Regions from separate parts of the Homo sapiens genome. Here region 2 is linked to region 1. The links are chromatin contacts, found by Hi-C or POLR2A ChIA-PET in ENCODE. All regions are on one chromosome and are shown on one strand. The core of a region is the stretch at or near the end of the contact, and the rest is flanking DNA. Distances in the headings are between cores, read along the strand shown.

What was found. A loop is a pair of places that touch in the nucleus more often than their neighbours do. ChIA-PET counts read pairs that join two places held with the same protein, here RNA polymerase II (POLR2A). Pooled maps may share reads with other maps.
Region 2: POLR2A ChIA-PET joins it to region 1 with 12 read pairs in activated T-cell. The contact joins the enhancer-like site here to the promoter of LGALSL-DT in region 1. A Hi-C loop is called at or near these places in 1 of 50 pooled maps. POLR2A ChIA-PET finds 5 or more read pairs at or near these places in 2 of 52 experiments (activated T-cell and activated naive CD4-positive, alpha-beta T cell).

The regions. Positions count from the first base shown.
Region 1 is chr2:64,452,643-64,458,758 of GRCh38, forward strand. It overlaps LGALSL-DT (LGALSL divergent transcript), which reads right to left and starts at 2,236. Exons shown (of 3, transcript XR_002959392.2): 1 at 1,883-2,236. LGALSL (galectin like) reads left to right here and starts at 1,520. Exons shown (of 5, transcript NM_014181.3): 1 at 1,520-1,939; 2 at 2,702-2,773; 3 at 2,947-3,035; 4 at 3,646-3,823; 5 at 5,643-6,116. The coding sequence starts at 1,904. The coding sequence ends at 5,786. RefSeq lists silencers at 1,277-1,696, 1,707-1,776, 1,867-2,166.
Region 2 is chr2:64,846,965-64,852,698 of GRCh38, forward strand. LINC01800 (long intergenic non-protein coding RNA 1800) reads right to left here. Exons shown (of 5, transcript NR_110224.1): 2 at 2,476-2,583; 3 at 1,308-1,399; 4 at 833-913; 5 at 1-648. Among named protein-coding and RNA genes, the nearest start is that of LINC01800, 14 kb to the right of the region's middle. Within about 2 kb of position 1,592, at least 2 of the 41 ENCODE cell types and tissues checked have a DNase peak (open chromatin) inside an H3K27ac peak, as active enhancers do.

The sequences.
Region 1 (6,116 bases), core at 986-3,485:
GCTAGTGAATAGTAGAGCCAGGATTTGAACGCGAGACACCGGCTCTTTAACCACCATCACATGTAGTGTCACCCTTATTGTGTCACTCAGTTAATGATAAAGAACTACTGCACTTTAATGCTTCTTCTCTATACCAGACTCTCAGAAATTGATACATACTAAAGTATGCTTTCAAATGTCAATCATTTCCTATAAGTGCCTAACATTTTAAAGTAATAAAGTGTGATTTTGAGCTAAGACTGGTAAACAAAGTGTGCTGCAGCCACAAGCGTACTGCGCTTTAGCCTCTATCTAGTTCAAGAACCACTTCCAGAGGATATGAGTGAGGCTTACAGGCGTGTGCAGGTAATTCTCCCTGCTCAACTGAGATTACCATCATTAGCTCTGGTCCATAAAGGGAAAACTAAGACACAAAAGCCACATTGATGTTCTAGGCCACACAGCCAATTGCAGTGACTAGAAGAAAGAAGCCTCCCCGGGCGGCGAAGGTTGCAGTGAGCTGAGATCGCGCCACTGCACTCCAGCCTGGGCCACAGAGGGAGACTCCGTCTCAATTTAAAAAAAAAAAAAAAAAAAAAAAAAGGAGCCTCTGAGGGGCCCTCTGGGACTGCAGTAGGTCACACATGCTCCCTGCTTATTAGCATAGAACGCCCCGGTGATTCATGCAATGGAATGTTTCAGCCAAGGATGTCACCTAATAGAGGATATGTTGATACAGCTTTATCTGAGAAGTTACATAATCGTCCTAGTGTGGAAATGCCATAAAGGAATTTCTGGCTTGAATAAAAGAGGTGTGTATCCCCTGGGAAGTACTCCACAAAGGGTATGAGGAGATTTTCAGTGAGAAGCTGACTACCCCAGACTGGGCAAGTGACTTGTTAAAAACAGGGCTCAATGGAGGCTCTCTGAGGACAGTGACTGCGCCCACTTTGATTTGGTAAGGCTTTGACTCCTGCTCGAGAGAGTCCAGGGACCCCTAGACCTGCCTGTCCTTCCACAGGGAAGAGCGACCTTTCTGTATCTAGCCTCCTGGGATAGAAAGGTCCCTACCTTGAGTCCTCTCTGCTTCGTTCTTTCAGGTCACACATTTATTTCTGCAAGCCTTCAGACCTTCCATTCTCTTTCTGCCCTAGAGAGCAGAATGAATCCTTCCCCCGATTTTGTTGGAATTCTCTGAAAGAAATCCTGCCAAGTCTCCCACTCTGGAATACCACCCCCAGCACCCAATCTTCCCTCGACCTCGCCTCCCATCGCCCCACCAGCGCCCAGGACGTGGCAGGAGGAAGGAGGCTGGAGGGAGGGGCGCGGGTGGCACGAGCACCTGTCACCTGACCGGCTCGGGCCCTCACTTCTCCAGCCCCGGCCCTGCCCACCCTCTGGCCGGTGAGAGCCGACAGGGCCCCCGCCCTCCCGGACCCGGACAGGCCCGTCCCTCCCGCCCCGGCCTCCGCCACCGTCCAATGGCCGAGGGGCAGGGCCCGCTGAGCAAGCCGCGGCAGCCCCGCCGGGTCCCCGCCCTGTTCCCGGTTCCCGAGCCGGGCCCCGGAGGCCTTTAAATGCTGCCCAGGGCCGACGCGGCACGGCCCTCGCCACTTTTCTTGGTCGGGCAGCGGCAGCGGCAGCGGCAGCAAGCAGCCCCGTCGGCCCGGGTCCGGGGCCGTTCTGGGCCGCGGCAAGCACCTTCGCCCTCCCAGCTCGCGCTGCCTCCCTCCCCTCCCCTCCTCCCAGGCTCTGCCTGCCAGGTCGGCGCCGGGCCCCGGGCGCGCGCGCGCGCGCCCCCTCGTGTGTGCGCGCGCCCGCCGCCAGCTCGGACCCGCGCCCCCGCCCCCGCCCCGCGCAGGACAGCCCCGGGATCCCCGCCCGCGCGCCGCGTCCCACGTACCCCGCCGCGCCGGGCAAGAAGATGGCGGGATCAGTGGCCGACAGCGATGCCGTGGTGGTGAGTGTGGCAGGGCGCGCGCGAGGCGCCCCTCCCCGCCGTCCCGCACTCCGCCGCCGCCTGCTCCAGCAGTGCTGGGGTGCTGAGCAGCCGCAGGCCCGGCCGGCGCCCGGCGCGTGGGAAGGCGCCCGGTACCTGTTAGCAGCCGCTGGCTGCGCGCGGCCGGTGTTAGGGGCTGGAGAGGCTCCCGGGCTGCGGGGCTCTGGGCTGGGGAGGGAGTTTGGGGAGGATGGCGGGTAGGGACGCCCGACAGCCCCCTCTGTGCCGTGCAACCGCCAGCCAGGTGTGCGCGTGGGTGAGTGTGTCCGGGGCGCGCGCCCCGCCACCGCCCCCGACGTACCGGGGATTCCCCCTTGGAAATGGGTCGGCGCCCGGGGCTCCCGAGAGAAGTTGAGCACGGCCGCTGCACTTCAGTCACGTCCCGAAGGACAGGCCTGGCCCACCGCGCTTCCAGAAGCGTTTACGGTTGGAGAGGGGCCTGCCCTCCTCCGGCGTGGGGCTCTGGCTCTTCGGTGGACCTCGACCTTGATTTTGATCTGGATCTGAAGGGTCTGCGGATCTTCAGAGGCTTAACTACCGGGTGGAAAGGATGGGTTTTGTTCGGGGGTGATGAGATTATCTAAGAGACGGTGAAGAGGCATCATCTGCAGACACTGTGTGCATGTGGAAGGCTGCTGGATTCCACCACATCTGTGTGGGTTCTTCCTCCAGCCCCCCAAAAAAGAGCCCATGGAAAGCCAATCTGTGTACTTCTATTTTTAGAAACTAGATGATGGCCATTTAAACAACTCTTTGAGCTCTCCAGTTCAAGCGGACGTGTACTTCCCACGACTGGTAAATGATTTTGCTCTGTGTCTCTGCCTGTACCTTCCTCCTTTCTCATTGCTTTTTAAAATTTTATTCATTTGTTTATTGCATTTTCCAGTGGGTCAGGCCTTCAGGGTCTGAGGTCTTGGCTTTTCCCTAACAGGCTGTAAAATTCATTTTTCTTCTCCCACCCTTTTCAGATAGTTCCATTTTGTGGGCACATTAAAGGTGGCATGAGACCAGGCAAGAAGGTGTTAGTGATGGGCATCGTAGACCTCAACCCAGAGAGGTAAGGCAGAGTCTTTGTCAGGACAGAACTATCAGGCTGTGGCTGAGCCCTGCCCACTTCTGTTGTGGTTTAGCACTCCTCTTCCTCTCCTTGTGGACAGTGTTGCTAGTTGCCAGTGCCAAGAAAGTACCATGTTCCCATGAAACGAATATGTATGAATCCCAGCCATCATTTCTCCAGACAGCTATTTATATCAGAGATTATAAATATAGGCCCACATTTTCTCTTTGACCCTTAGGGAGGCCAGAGGATTTTTTTTTTTTTTTTTAATGGTTTTGAAACATGGTGCCAGGAGCAAGAACTATCAAGATGAATAAGAACCCAACTTAACATTATTTCCCCTGGTCAATTTCTGTGGCTGTTTTTGAGAATTCCGAAGTGGAATTCTCTAATTTTAGTCATTTTCAACACCAAAGTTTTCACCAGAGCTTGCTTTAGGTAACAAAATAAGCTGGTTTGACTTACTTCTCCATAATCTAACCTCTCTTGAAGAGTAGTGGCCTCTTAAAAATGGACAAACCCAGAGGAGGAAGAAGAAATATAAGCACTTGGGTCATTTTGAAATGTTTTTATATCCAACCCTTAATCAGTGGGATGATTTTCTTTTCAGCTTTGCAATCAGCTTGACCTGTGGGGACTCAGAAGACCCTCCTGCCGATGTGGCAATCGAACTCAAAGCTGTGTTCACAGATCGGCAGCTACTCAGAAATTCTTGTATATCTGGGGAGAGGGGTGAAGAACAGTCAGCAATCCCTTACTTTCCATTCATTCCAGACCAGCCATTCAGGGTGAGTACCTCGAGTGCCTCGGCTCCAGCCACTGGCAGGCTGATAATGTTCGACTTACCTAGTGTGTGCCAAGAACACTTGAAGCAGCCAGAATTTCTGCATGTCCAGGAAATTTGTCACCCAATGGTGAAAAAAAAAGATCAAAAGAGCTCTGTTTGCTGATATAAATTAACACTTGCCATAGTATCTTCTTAGTTCTATTCAGGTCATACATTTAAATAGACCCATATTTACATGTCCAAATTGTTAAGAATAAGTAACTTTTCTATGTAGTACCCAACATATAGTAGATACCTACCCCCAAATATCTGATTGATTAATCAATACTAAGTACCCACTTATTAAATATTAATATTAATAAGGTTGAGAGCTAATAAGTAGCTCTTTTATTTGTATGACATTTTAAAGAATATGATGATGATCATTTCATTTTCTCTTGTTCCCTTTGCTAATGAGGCCATGTTCGTGTCCTTGTTTCCCCCTCTGGATTAATTAGCCTCAGTCTATTTCATGGTTACAGGCTGTGTGGCTGACAAATTCCTTCCCTTGGGGCTGGATGAATAAAGATTTGCTCCCCACTATCTTCTGGGCAGGAAGCACAATCCAAACTTTTCATCCAATCAAGCAGCATTAGCAGCCCCTTCCTCTATGAAAGGCAATGCCAAATAAGAGATGCAGGTAGTGGCACAGTGGCTTGTGCCTATAATCCCACCACTTTGGGAGGCTGAGGCAAGAGGATTGCTTGAGCAAAGGAGTTCAAGACCAGCCTAGGAAACACAGCAAAAACCCTGCCTTTAAAAAAAAAAAAATTAGCCTGCCATGGTGTCACACACCTGTAGTCCTAGCTACTTGGGAGGCTGAGACGGGAGGATTGCTTGAGCCCAGGAATTCAAGGCTGCAGTGAGCTATGTGTGCATCACTGCACTCCAGCCTGGGTGACAGAGCAAGGCTCTGTCAAAAAAAAAAAAAATAAAGGGAAATGCAAGTAGTAATGGTGTTAAAAAGGGGTCAGACCTAGTGATGAATTGTCATTACACCTTAACATTACATCACAATAATGACAACTCAGTTAAAAGCTCCATGTTACATGTGAGCCCAATAAAACACAACTACACTTAACTGGTTACCCTTCATCTAGAAATTTTCAAGTGCCTCATGAAGAAGTAATTCTTTCACTTCTCTTCTTACATTCTGGGGAAAATAAGAATCCATGATTTTTGCATTGGTGGTAGAATTGAGATAGTTGCACTTCTAGTTATAGTCTCTGGAAGGCACCCTTGACCCATTATCTCTCCTCATCCCCTTCTCTAGAATGGTGATGTCCCCTTGGGCTCCTCTTGGCTAGGATAGTTTCTTAGTGATGAACCTTAATGCATAGCTCATGAATGTGAGTAACCACAGCTTCTGACTGCCAGGAGGAATATAATGCTCCCAACAGCAAAACTGAAGTGAAATAGGCCCTTCTTGGTGATAAAATTTAGTAATATAAAATAAATGTGACTAGTATCACATATGGAGCCTCCTTACATGGTGAATGCCAATGCTTTTAATAAACCCATCATAGCACACTACCAGTAATTGAACTTTATGGTAAATTACTTGAGGAAAAAGCTTTTACACTTACATTCTACACAGGAATCAGAAATTTTGGAGGTAGAGCCCAACAATCTGTGTTCTAACAAGCCCTCTGCAGGTCTCAATGCATTCTGATGTTTGTGAACCACTGAAGATACTGCCTTTCTTTCTCTAAAATGAAGTATTGTTTGTTTTCCCCAGTAGCGTTCATTGAAATTGTGGATTATTATTTTGTTTCTTCCAGGTGGAAATTCTTTGTGAGCACCCACGTTTCCGAGTGTTTGTGGATGGACACCAACTTTTTGATTTTTACCATCGCATTCAAACGTTATCTGCAATTGACACCATAAAGATAAATGGAGACCTCCAGATCACCAAGCTTGGCTGATTTAAACCACCTCTATTTCAAATAGGATCACGTGCCACAACTATCTGACTGTTGGTCTGGAAGAAGTGTCCTAGCAAGATCTGGAGACTTAAAAAGAAAACAAAAACAAATGGCAAGTTTCACTTAAGGGTGGTTTGCCCTTAAGAAGAAAGCTGTTGGGACAAAGACACCGAGCCATTATACCCAGAATAAAATAATACATTTATGCTGGATTTTATTCAGACCAAACTAAAATGGATTTGTGATGATTTGTGATTTGGTAGCAAATTATTCATCTTTTCAAAGCAAGGCAATGCTTAGAAACAGAAGTGCTAAAGACACTTAAAAAGC
Region 2 (5,734 bases), core at 342-2,841, 390 kb after region 1:
AGCATTTTCTTCTCTCATAGTGATATGTAAAATAATGCTATACCTTACAACTGATGGCATCTGAGATTTAATAAGATATAGTCATACAATTCAAGTGATGGCATTCTCACCTCCTTAACACTGATTTATTTTCCATCCAAGCAACTTACAGTAGAAACCCCTGCCTGAAATGGACAACTTCTCTGACTGATCTATTTCTAGGACTTCTTTAGAAATTCATGGTTCTCTCAGTTATATTTCTGTGAATCCACTTTTTTTTGGAACCAACAAGGACCCTGCCTATATCAGTAAGGAATTTATTTGGCTACAAATAGGAGAAAACCAGAACCACAATGATTGACACTGATTTGCATGACCCTGGGGCTGGCACAGCTGCTCATCAGGCATCCAGGCTGCTTCTTTCATTTTACTGTACCATCCTCAGCGCAGGCCTTTAGTCCTCATGGTCACAAGATGGCTGCTGTACTTCCTGGTCTCACATCCATGTTCCAGGCAGGAGGAGGGAGGAAGGACAAAAGGCATGGCACTCCCCCAACTCCTTTTTTAAAAATCAGGAAAACAAGCTTTGCCAGAAGCGTCACTAGGCTGAACTTGACTATTTCTCACAGTCCATGTGGTGTCACACGCGCACCTCTAGCTAAAAGATGCCTGTGGAAAAGAGGGTTGTGTGAGTGAAGATGAGAAGCCAACAGCGTCTGCTCTGCTGAAGAAATAGAACAATGGAGTTCTCATGAGTGCATTGCGTGTGTGATGGCATTTGTAGTGCAATCAGAGGGAGGAGGGGATGTCATTCCTATTCTTGACAGGAAATCACTACACAGATTTGCCTCACCTGAAAATGTGACAGAAGCCAGTCAGCAACGTCGTGACAGAGCCTGGACTTCTTCGTGCTTGTCTCCACATATCCAGCCACCTTGAGGAAGAGGATGATCCCACAGGCGCTGGCCATGTTACTAGCCACTTTCTAACTTCCAAATAAGACGGGAAAGAACATTCCAGACCAGGGGAGCCCACCCCCAACTCTTGGAGGAGAGCTTCAATTTTTCCCAGAGACTCTGAAATGACTCCATCAAGGAGTTGAGTAGCTCACAAGGGACCAAAGCTGCTACGCCAGAAGATGGAGACAGTCTCAACCAGATGCTCATGCCCTGAGGGCAGGACGCAAGCCCTGGGCTGAGGCCCAGTGAGGATCTCACATTAAGGGGAGGGAGGAGGAGGGCTGGGTCAGGGAGGGACCCTTCGAGGGGTTGGCTGTTGGGGGAGCAAGCGCATTAACAAAGGTATTGGTCTTTGACAATCTTCTTTACCTGTCTGATGGTCTTCTTTTCCCATCTATCTTTTCATTGTAGGCTTGTCAACTAACACATCAATATAATTCCTTTTGGAAATGGCTGAAAAACTGTAAACACAGAACTTATTGGTAGCTACAGTGGTAGATTGTAAAAGTGGCCACAATCCTTCACTGCGTCTATATGTTTACCCCTAAGCTAAATGACTCTGTGCCTCTCTTCCATCAAGAGGAACAGACTACCTCTCTGCTCCTTCGACTGGGGCTGCCCTAGGGACTCACTGTGGCCAGTAGAATGCAGCGGACCTTGTTTGTACGGTTCTGAAGCTCTTGCCTACTTCTCTCTCTGGAAACTTGTGTGAACAAGCCCAAGCTAGCCTGCTGGAGAATGAGAAACACAGAGAAGCTGCCCCAGCTGAGGCTGTCCTAGTCCAGCCAGGCCCTAGCCCACCAGGCAGCTGGCCTCTGAGCATGGGCAAGCTGGCAGAAATATGCCAGACTGCAGAATCGTAAGCTAAAGGGTGGTTGTTTTGAGCCACTAAGTTTAGGGAAGATTTGTTAAACAGGAAGAGCTAACTGATAGACTTACTATGTGCTGGACACTGGCTAGGAACTTATGTAATCGTCATTTCTTTTAGCTATATTTGTACCTGTCAGTGTGCAGAGTGTGTGTTCAGGGGAGAAATAGCTTGGTCTGCTTCTGCTTGTGCTCCCATTCTGGCTGAATTTCTGTGTACTCAATTGCTCTAAAGAGCTTTCAGGCTCCAACAAAAGGACCAGAATATTCTGTGATAATCCCTGAACATTCCTCAGTCTCTAGTCCCTTAAAAGTGTGTGGGATTAGGGAAATGGTGCTCTAGTTGGAATCCATCCAACTTTTCAGCCTGCAGAGATTCAATCTGGGGAGTTATCTTGCTGTTTTTAAGCATATGTGGGTTCCTAGATATCAGGAACCAAGGGATGATCCTTTAGTGCCACTCACCAGGCAGTCCTAGCACACTAAGGGAGGGAAGGTAAGACACAAGATGCTTTCTCTGTAGTATGAAATGGGGGAGTCTGTGGAAGGTGGTCACTTAAAGCCCTGGGCAGAATGACAGTCACCAAAGCAGTGACCATGATAAGTGCCAACGTAGGGCAACCTCACGCCAAGGAAGAAGGTGTGACCTTAGGCTGGTGGCACTACCTACCTGGATAGCTGCACTCCAGTGTGGAGAGCCTTAAACTGGATTTTACTGTGGGCTGCAGACACAGTTTGCCATAACCTTTGGTGTAACAGACACTTAAAGTCAAGGTGCCTGCCAAAAGATAATAACTTTAAATGTAAAATTACAAATCATTAAGGGTAACATGATACAAATAGCAATAGAAGCATTGGCAGTATTTTACCTTGATTTTATTTTTGCTTGTCTTTCGCTGTCAGCCTTGTCTAAAGTTGCTGCTGAGGGCACCTCATTCACACACCATTTACCCTTCAGCTATGGCACTGACATTGTCGCCTCAAGGAGCATGAGAGTGAAGGCCAAGGACACCTCCCACACAAACTATGGTTATTTCTCAGAAATGCAGATTTAACTTTTTCAACATGGGTTTCTTCATTTACCCTTTGGGAAGTACATGGAAATGTTCAATTTCCTTTGGGAACTGAAGTCAATATTAGCCGTTAATCCAAAAAGCATCCTTCATGAAATGCTTAAGGAAGGCTTGTAAGAAACCAGTTGACTGAATTTGTTTACTACCTATGGGCTTTGGCTAGAGGAGGGAAGACTAGTCAACACTTGGGCCTTAAAAAATCTGAACCCAAGTGTCATGTCCTTTCTTCCCAAGGGATGTAGGAAAATTGGAAAGTGGTCTTTTCTCAACTACTTCCCTTTATAGCTGTTGAGAGGTAGATGGTGCTGAATATCCATTTTGCTGCAGCAAAATCAAAAAAGAAAGGCGCAAACAACAAAAAATATAGTTGTTTTTTTTTTTTTTTTTTTTTTTTTTCTGAGACAGAGTTTCGCTCTGGTCACCCAGGCTGGAGTGCAGTGGTGCGATCTCTGCTCACTGCAACCTCCACTTCCTGGGTTCAAGTGATTCTCCTGCCCCAGCCTCCCGAGTAGCTGGGACTACAGGCACCTGTCACCATGCCTGGCTATTTTGGTATTTTTAGTAGGCACAGGATTTCACCATATTGGCCAGGCTGGTCTCGAACTCCTGACCTCAAGTGATCTGCCCACCTTGGCCTCCCTATATGCTGGGATTACAGGCTTGAGCCACTGCGGCTGGCTGAAAAAATACAGAAGTGTTAAAATACTCTTGACATGTTTTATATCAAACTTCTTACAGGGAAGGAGCTCAGATCGGTTAACCATTCCATCGCTGAGAGAAGCCCCTACCCAAAGACAGTTAATGTCTCCAAGGGTGATGATGGATTCCAGAGTCTTCAGGTGGAAGACTTGGGGCTATGTGGGTCTCACTTCATCTTCCCTTTTTTTAGCTCCCCTGTGGCTACCTATTTGCAAGGAGCTCTGTGCTCCTAATGACAAGGAAAACCCAGAGGCTTAAAATAGAGTTCATTTCCCAGAATCTCAGGTACTCAGAGGAGAGAGGGGTGGGGACTTCTTGGACACAAGCTCACATTAGCTGATGAAACACAGCTGCATGTGCCCCACACCACAAGGAAGGAAACTTGTTTTGCTGGGAAATACTGCAGAGGTTTTTGCCTCATTTTCATGGGAGAGGCTGAAGCTTCCACTCTCTGGCAACATAGGCCAGACCCAAATGAATCTGTGGCTGAGACCAGCTTTTCCTAATGTAAGTGCTCAGTTGGCCAGGCATGGTGGCTCATACCTGTAATCCCAGCACTTCGGGAGGCTGAGGTGGGTGGATCACCTGAGGTCAGGAATTTGAGACCAGCCTGGCCAACATCGTGAAACCCTTTCTCTACTAAAAATACAAAAATTAGCATGGTGGCAGGTGCCTGTAATTCCAGCTACTCAGGAGGCAGAGACAGGAGAATTGCTTGAACCTGGGAGGTGGAGATTGCAGTGAGCCGAGATAGTGCCACTGCACTGCAGCCTGGGCAACAGAGCAAGACTCCATCTCAAAAAAAAAAAAAAGAAAGAAAAAGAAAAGAAAGTGCTCAGTCAATTCGCAGCTATGAGAACTGTGTTAGATCTATAGCCCCGTGACTCTCATTTTGATGTGTGTTACCTGAGCACTTGAGGTCATCTGTGAGCAAAGTTTGCCAGCCCAGGCATCTCCTCCAGAGACTGCTGGCTTCTGAAGCACACTTCACTTGGTGTGAAACTTCTCATTTTGAAGGAAGCTTTATAATGTGGCCCGATGATCCTTAGTCCGTCATGTTATATGCAACCCAGGAGCAAGGTGGTCCTAGCTATTAACACTAGGTGTGTGTTCACAGCCAGGCGTAGTGGTGCACACCTGTAATCCCAGCTACTTGGGAAGCTGAAGTGGGAGGATCACTGGAGCCCATGAGTTTGAGTCCTGGGTAACATAGTGAGACTCTCTCTCTAAAAAATCCCAGTACCCACGCCCCTCCCCTCCCTCCCACCCCCCACTGCCAACACACACAATCCCCACTGTTTGCAGCATAGCACAGGACATCTCCTTCCTTAGCTTCTTTGCTTGGGGATGCTGACCCAAGAAAGTAATAACAGCAAGCATTATGGATTAGTTCTTTATTGCTGTGCAATAAATCACCCCAAAATGAAGCTACTTAATAATAAAACACTTACTACCTCATGCAGTTTCTGTGGGTCAGAAATTCAGGAGTAACTTAGTTTGACAGTTCTGGTTCAGGGTCTCTTATGGGGTTGCAGACATCTGAAAGTTTGACTGGGGCTGCAAAATTTGCTTCCAAGAAGCTCCTCACATGACTGGCAAGTTGGTGCTGGCTATTGGCAGGAGGCCTCAGCTTCTAGACTATGTGAAGGTATTACTTTAAAAATTTAAAATTTATATTACACTCATAGGTATGCACTAGAGGGATCTAAAATTCCCCCTACCTTTGTAATGTTGTCTGTTCTCCTGAATGTCCCCACCTGCTTCCTCTGGGTACCTATCTCCACTGAGACACATGTCCATGCTCCCCAGGGTCAGGTGCCTCGGTTTCTAGTGCCTGCAACCCTATGTCCTTGCCCATCTCTTCTTCCCCCATTGCTCAGGACCTGGCCCAGCATGACACACACAAAAGGCACTCAACATGAAGAGAATTGAATAGAACCAGTCTCCACCATAGTGCGTTCCACAGAGAGGATGTAACCCTGACCTTGAAGAGAACTGTGCTCAGTTAGAGTGAGCAAAAACATGGATTTCAGTTGTCCTGGTTTGATCTCCCCAAAATGAACTAATAACATCAGGGGTGTAGAGAGTGATAGGCATTGGGGATGAAGAAATAGGAGCAGAAACCCCAACCATTTCTTTTCTAAGCTGGGTCAGGGC